Linked DNA regions of Homo sapiens: region 1 is linked to region 2. A link is an interaction called in ENCODE POLR2A ChIA-PET data of the cell type or tissue named here. Cell type or tissue: Caco-2. All regions are shown on one strand. Links, peaks and the distances in the headings refer to the core of each region. The heading gives the core; the rest is flanking DNA. Region 1 has its middle 33 kb from the start of LINC01946. Region 2 holds the start of SPAST (spastin).

Region 1 (2,913 bases), core at 249-2,748, 230 kb before region 2:
CATGATTACACTATAAACTCACTGAATAGATTCTACTGGTATAGACATCTTTTTATGTTATGGTGTCTACATCATCATTTATATCTACTACTGCCACTAACATTAGCAATAATAGTTATTATAGTTATTATAGTAGTTATATTATACAATTATATTATAATAGTTATTATTATACACATGTATGTATATCTATCTCTACATGTATGAAGGTAAGTCTTAGTTGCCTATAAAGGTCTGGTTTTGTCCTTGCCCAAGAGATTTTCATAAGTGCAACCCAAAAATAGACCATGCAAGTTAACACTATCTTTCTGATACTCTCAGTAGGCATTTATAGAGCTGCGTCTAAAGGTTGAATATCCTTTATCTGAAATGTTTGGGACCAGACATGTTTCAAATTTTGAATTTCTTTCAGATTATGGAATATTTGCATAGACATAATGAGATATCCTGGGGATGGGATCCAAGACTAAACATAAAATTCATTCATGTTTTATATATACCTAATACATATAACCTGAAGGTAATTTTATATAATATTCTTAATAATTTTGTGCATGAAACAAAGTTTAGACTGCTTTTTGACTGTGACCTGTCACATGAGGTCTGGTGTGGAATTTCCTACTTGTGGTGTCACGTCTTTGCTCAAACACTTTTCAGATTTTGGAGCATTTCAATTTTTGGATTAAGGATTGTCAACTTTACTATTGCTTATGTCACTGAAGTAAAACTTTAAAATTGTTAAAACTCCCCTTTCAATTTCTTGAGTCGGCCTGCAATCAAACCTTTGTAATTAAACCCTCAAAGAACCTGTTGAAATTATTCCAGACTAGTTATTCTAAACCAGTTTTTACTCTCCTTTTCAAATGTCTAGTACATAATGGATTCTCAATGAATGTGATAGAGATATAACAGTTTAGTTCACATGCAAAATCATGAGAAAACCTATGAAAAACTTAAGGTCTATACCCAAAGAATGCTATATCAAGTATTATCCCACTCACACCAAATATTCAGCTATTAAATGATTGATAGTCTGTGTTAAGGAAGTTTAGAGGCTTTTTTTCATATTCACTCTAAGATTATCACTGTATACTATGAAATACATAGGATTGGCTGGGCACAGTGGTTCACGCCTGTAATCTCAGCACTTTGGGAGGTCAAGGCGGGTGGATCACTTGAGGCCAGGAGTTCAAGACTAGCCTGGCCAACATGATGAAACCCTGTCTCTACTAAAAAAAAAAATAGAAAAATTAGCTGGGCATGGTGGCATACAACTGTAATCCTAGCTACTTGGGAGGCTGTGACACGAGAATTCCTTGAATCTGGGAGGCAGAGGTTACAGTGAGCCAAGATCGCACCACTACACTCCATCCTAGGCTATAGAGACTCTGTCTCAAAAAAAAAAAAAAAAAAAAAAAAAGAAAGAAAAAAGAAATACATAGGATTGTGTTACTACACTGTGGATTAATCCCATTTTGGGATTGGGTCATAACCAGTATTTAAACAAGCTCAATCAGTTCATTCTAAGTTTCATTTAAGAGCAAATTATCTTTTCAAAAAATTGAGGCTTCAGAGCAACTCAAGAATTCTGGGAAAAATCTTCCTCTCTCTACCTGTGTTGTTTGCCAACTGTACAGAATAATAATATTTTACATTTTAGTAAGCCGCTTTTCAAAATACACATTTTTCAGAAGTCATTCTGATGACCGTATGGAGTAGGTAAAACAAATATTATCATCATCTACACAGCTAATAAGTAGTAAAGACAGGATTCAAACACAATTCTTCCTAGAAAATGACTCCAAGACTTAGATTATAGATATGAGAAAAATGCTGGCATCCTAGACAAAGGTGAGATTAGTCTTAATTTCCATGCTGAGTCTATGGAGATGGCTGTAGACCAGTGGGGTAGGCAGCTCTTATTTTTAATAGATTGCGAGCTTTAAAAGATCATCAGTGTATGCTGTCCTAAGCCAGCACATTGTTATATCCTTTTGCAGTTTTAGAATTCTGACTTTCCCAGATCTGCTTAAGTATCTTTCTATTCTAAGCCAGTTCAACTTGGACACCTTCTAAATAAAATCAGAGTAGGCATTTTGTGCACTTCACGATTTGAAGCACAACGCTGACACCTAGTGTATTCACTGATTTTCTTTTCCTTTCCTCCCTCCCCCTTTTTTTTTTTTTTTTTTTTTTTTTTTTTTTTTTTGAGACAGAGTTTCACTTTTGTTGCCCAGGCTGGAGTGCAATGGTGCAATCTTGGCTCATCGCAACCTCCACCTCCCGGGTTCAAGCAATTCTCCTGCCTCAGCCTCCTGAGTAGCTGGGATTACAGGCATGCGCCACCACGCCCAGCTAACTTTGTATTTTTGGTAGAGATGAGGTTTTTCCATGTTGGTCAGGCCAGTCTTGAACTCCTGACCTCAGGTGATCCACCCACCTCGGCCTCCCAAAAAGTCGGTATTACAGGCATGAGCCACCACACCCAGCCCCCTTTTTCTTTAAAGAATGGCTATTATAGTTTAATAATAGTAAAAATTTATTGAAAACTTAACAGGTTAGCATGTTAAGTATCATGCTAAGCACTTTAAATGTATCATCTCATTTACCTTCTTCAACTATGAACAATGTTTTATCATCATCTCTACTTCACAAACAAGGGAAAAGAAGCTTAAAAAGTTAAGTCAAATTTTATTACTGCAAAAGATGGAATTCAAATCCAGATCAGCTTGACTCTGGAGCCGAAGCTCTGAATCACTATTTGTAAAGGAATCAAGTAGGACTGTGTTATGAAATAGGTTAGTTTATTTCTATTCACTTGGAGGACATTTGCACACACTTCCTTCAAGACTGAAGGTAAGCATTCAGGTAGAAAAGATGACAAATCTGCCCAGGTGCAGTGGCTCACGCCTG
Region 2 (2,913 bases), core at 216-2,715:
CCAGCTACTCGGGAGGCTGAGGTGGAAGGATCACCTGAGCCAGGGAGGTGGAGGTTGCAGTGAGTCATGTTGTTTGCGCCACTGCACTCCAGCCTGGGCAATGGAGTGAAACCCTGTCCAAAAAATAAAAAAATAAAGCTGTGGCAGAATGTGGAGATTCTTGGAAGCTGGAAGCTCTCATGGGGCATTTGGAAACCTCACATTGTAAATAACGGAGTCTTTTTATCAGTTTGGCTTCCTTAGTTTTAGGAAACAAGAAATAATTATGGCTAACTCAAGTAAAAAGAGAAAGAGAAGAGAAAAAAGACGTGGAGATAGAGAGAGAGGGAGAGAGAGGAAAAGACGAAAGGAAGGAAGGGGGAAAGGAGAGAGGAAGAGAGAAACAGAGAAACAGACTGATTAGTGTATTGGATAGATTACATAACCAAGTGACCAGTCAGGAACCCAGCAGCTCTGGGGGAGCTCAATGTGATGCATTGATAAACCCGCTCTTAAGAGCACTCGTTTCCAGTTACTTTCTATTCGGTGGGTCTCCAGCCAAGATTCCAGGTCCCAGGAGAATCTGACTGACCTAGTGTTTGCTTCCGCCTTTGCGGTCTGGGTTCTGTGCTTGCAGCTCATTAGAATACAGGGAGCAGAGACAAGCAGGTAGTTTCCCAAAGGAAGGGATGCTGAGTAGATTAAAAAAAAAGTGTAGATTCTTCAGTAAACTATGGGATGGTAACTATGCAAAACCTAAGATTTCCCTTATTCAAATAAATTATCTTTCATATTAGACATCTAAATATGCACTAATTTAGTTAAACCCCTGGGTTAGTTGATCTCATCACACTGAGCTAACATTTTTGTTGCTGTTGTTTGCAGTGACCTGAAGTTTCTTATCTTCACAATTGCTTTCCTCTCAAATAATTCCCAGATTTTAAATTTTTATTTTATTTTTTCTGGAGACGGAGTCTCGCTCTGTCGCCCAGGCTGGAGTGCAGTGGCGCGATCTCAGCTCACTTGCAGCCTCTGCCTCCCGAGTTCAAGCGATTCTCCGGCCTTAGCCTTCCAACCAGCTGGGACTACAGGCGCGCGCCCCCACGCCCGGCTAATTTAATTCCCAGATTGATATCCATTGCTTCTGAGATGGGCCAATTATCCTTCGGAGAAGACTTAGGTCGCCTGGCAGAAAAAGATGAAAGAAATCTAAGAAAACGACGACACTGAGAGAGGAGCCTAGCGAACCAGCAGAGCGACCCCAAGCCGCAATTCCCCCTTCCGTGGATCGATTACGAAGGCTTCCTGGCAGGAGCTCTCCAGGGCTGCCGACGTGAGCCGAACTGCACATTGGGAACTGTAGTTGAGTGGGAAAGCCGAGAGGCGGGGGCCGCACACGCGTACAGGGGCCCCGGTCAACAAAGACGCGCCGTGCGCGCGCGCGCCGGAGAAAAACACGGGAAGACGTGCGCGTGCGCGGCCGCCGCTGGGAGCCACCAGGCGGCGGAGAGGACAGCGACAGGAAGGGAGGGGCCCGAGCCACCGACTGCAGGAGGAGAAGGGGTTGTGCTCCTGGCCGAGGAAGGAGAAAGGGGCGGGGCCGGCGGGCAGCGTGCGGCAGTGCGGAGCTCCTGAGACCGGCGGGCACACGGGGGTCTGTGGCCCCCGCCGTAGCAGTGGCTGCCGCCGTCGCTTGGTTCCCGTCGGTCTGCGGGAGGCGGGTTATGGCGGCGGCGGCAGTGAGAGCTGTGAATGAATTCTCCGGGTGGACGAGGGAAGAAGAAAGGCTCCGGCGGCGCCAGCAACCCGGTGCCTCCCAGGCCTCCGCCCCCTTGCCTGGCCCCCGCCCCTCCCGCCGCCGGGCCGGCCCCTCCGCCCGAGTCGCCGCATAAGCGGAACCTGTACTATTTCTCCTACCCGCTGTTTGTAGGCTTCGCGCTGCTGCGTTTGGTCGCCTTCCACCTGGGGCTCCTCTTCGTGTGGCTCTGCCAGCGCTTCTCCCGCGCCCTCATGGCAGCCAAGAGGAGCTCCGGGGCCGCGCCAGCACCTGCCTCGGCCTCGGCCCCGGCGCCGGTGCCGGGCGGCGAGGCCGAGCGCGTCCGAGTCTTCCACAAACAGGCCTTCGAGTACATCTCCATTGCCCTGCGCATCGATGAGGATGAGAAAGGTAACTAGGGGGCTGGGGGAGGGGGCGGCGGCGCCGGGAAGAAGGCGGTGGGGTCGCCGGGGGAGGGCAACACCTGCGTCCCTTTTCTGCGGGAGGGGACGGTGCACCCCCGGAATTGATATGCCCCGGGAGACTGCTTTCCCGTAGGTCGGAGCCTCATCTTCTAGTATTCTTAAAACCTCTCCCCTTTCAGGGCACTGTAGCTGTCGACTTTGTTTCAGACACCAGCCTTCCCCCACACTTCTGCATGACCCAGGTCACTATGAGACACCCAGACGTGTTGATGACAGTGACATTTGTCCTAGAGTGACCACACTGATCCTTTCTAGCACTGTGAAGAGTGTGCAGCTTCCTCTGAACCAAGGTTTCCAAAAGGTTTTGATATTGAAGAAGCAGTGCCGCCTTACTGGCTTTTAATGAAAGCAGAGTATTGTAGTGTCAGAAAAAAAGAACAAATGGTGACAATTTTGAAAGAAATAGCTGCATATGACTGCAGTTGAATTTGCATCATTTTAATCAAGATAATCATTTTATCAGTACAACGATTCCTGAATACTTTTTCAATGAAGTTATATTTAGCATAAAACTTTTCCCCCTGTTGCTTTGATTTTAATTAAAACAGTATTCCAAAGTAGCCTTTAATTTCCAAGTTGAAATGTTTGATGAATGGATTGCGTAAACTTAAACATACCACTTTACAGTAAAACCTAAAACAACTATGTATGTTTCTGAATGAAAGCAAGGATACTACATCTTTCGGGTTTCTT

What was found. ChIA-PET counts read pairs that join two places held together with the same protein. Peaks named below come from ENCODE experiments on the same cell type or tissue, not always from the same donor. Only the 100,000 strongest peaks of a DNase experiment are listed, where the experiment ranks them.
Region 1: POLR2A ChIA-PET joins it to region 2 with 11 read pairs; 5 of 35 experiments call an interaction of 5 or more read pairs at or near these places.

Annotation. Positions count from the first base shown.
Region 1 is chr2:31,835,362-31,838,274 of GRCh38, forward strand. No RefSeq gene overlaps it. Among named protein-coding and RNA genes, the nearest start is that of LINC01946, 33 kb to the left of the region's middle. In Caco-2, for the core only: CTCF peaks have their summits at 2,080 and 2,285; no DNase peak of the experiment used is centred there.
Region 2 is chr2:32,062,101-32,065,013 of GRCh38, forward strand. It overlaps SPAST (spastin), which reads left to right and starts at 1,456. Exons shown (of 17, transcript NM_014946.4): 1 at 1,456-2,146. The coding sequence starts at 1,732. RefSeq lists enhancers at 1,250-1,319, 1,368-2,168 and silencers at 1,540-1,679, 1,740-2,159, 2,190-2,319. In Caco-2, for the core only: a CTCF peak has its summit at 1,461 (motif pointing right); DNase peaks (open chromatin) are centred at 561, 1,451, 1,831 and 2,291; H3K4me3 peaks cover 2,407 bases.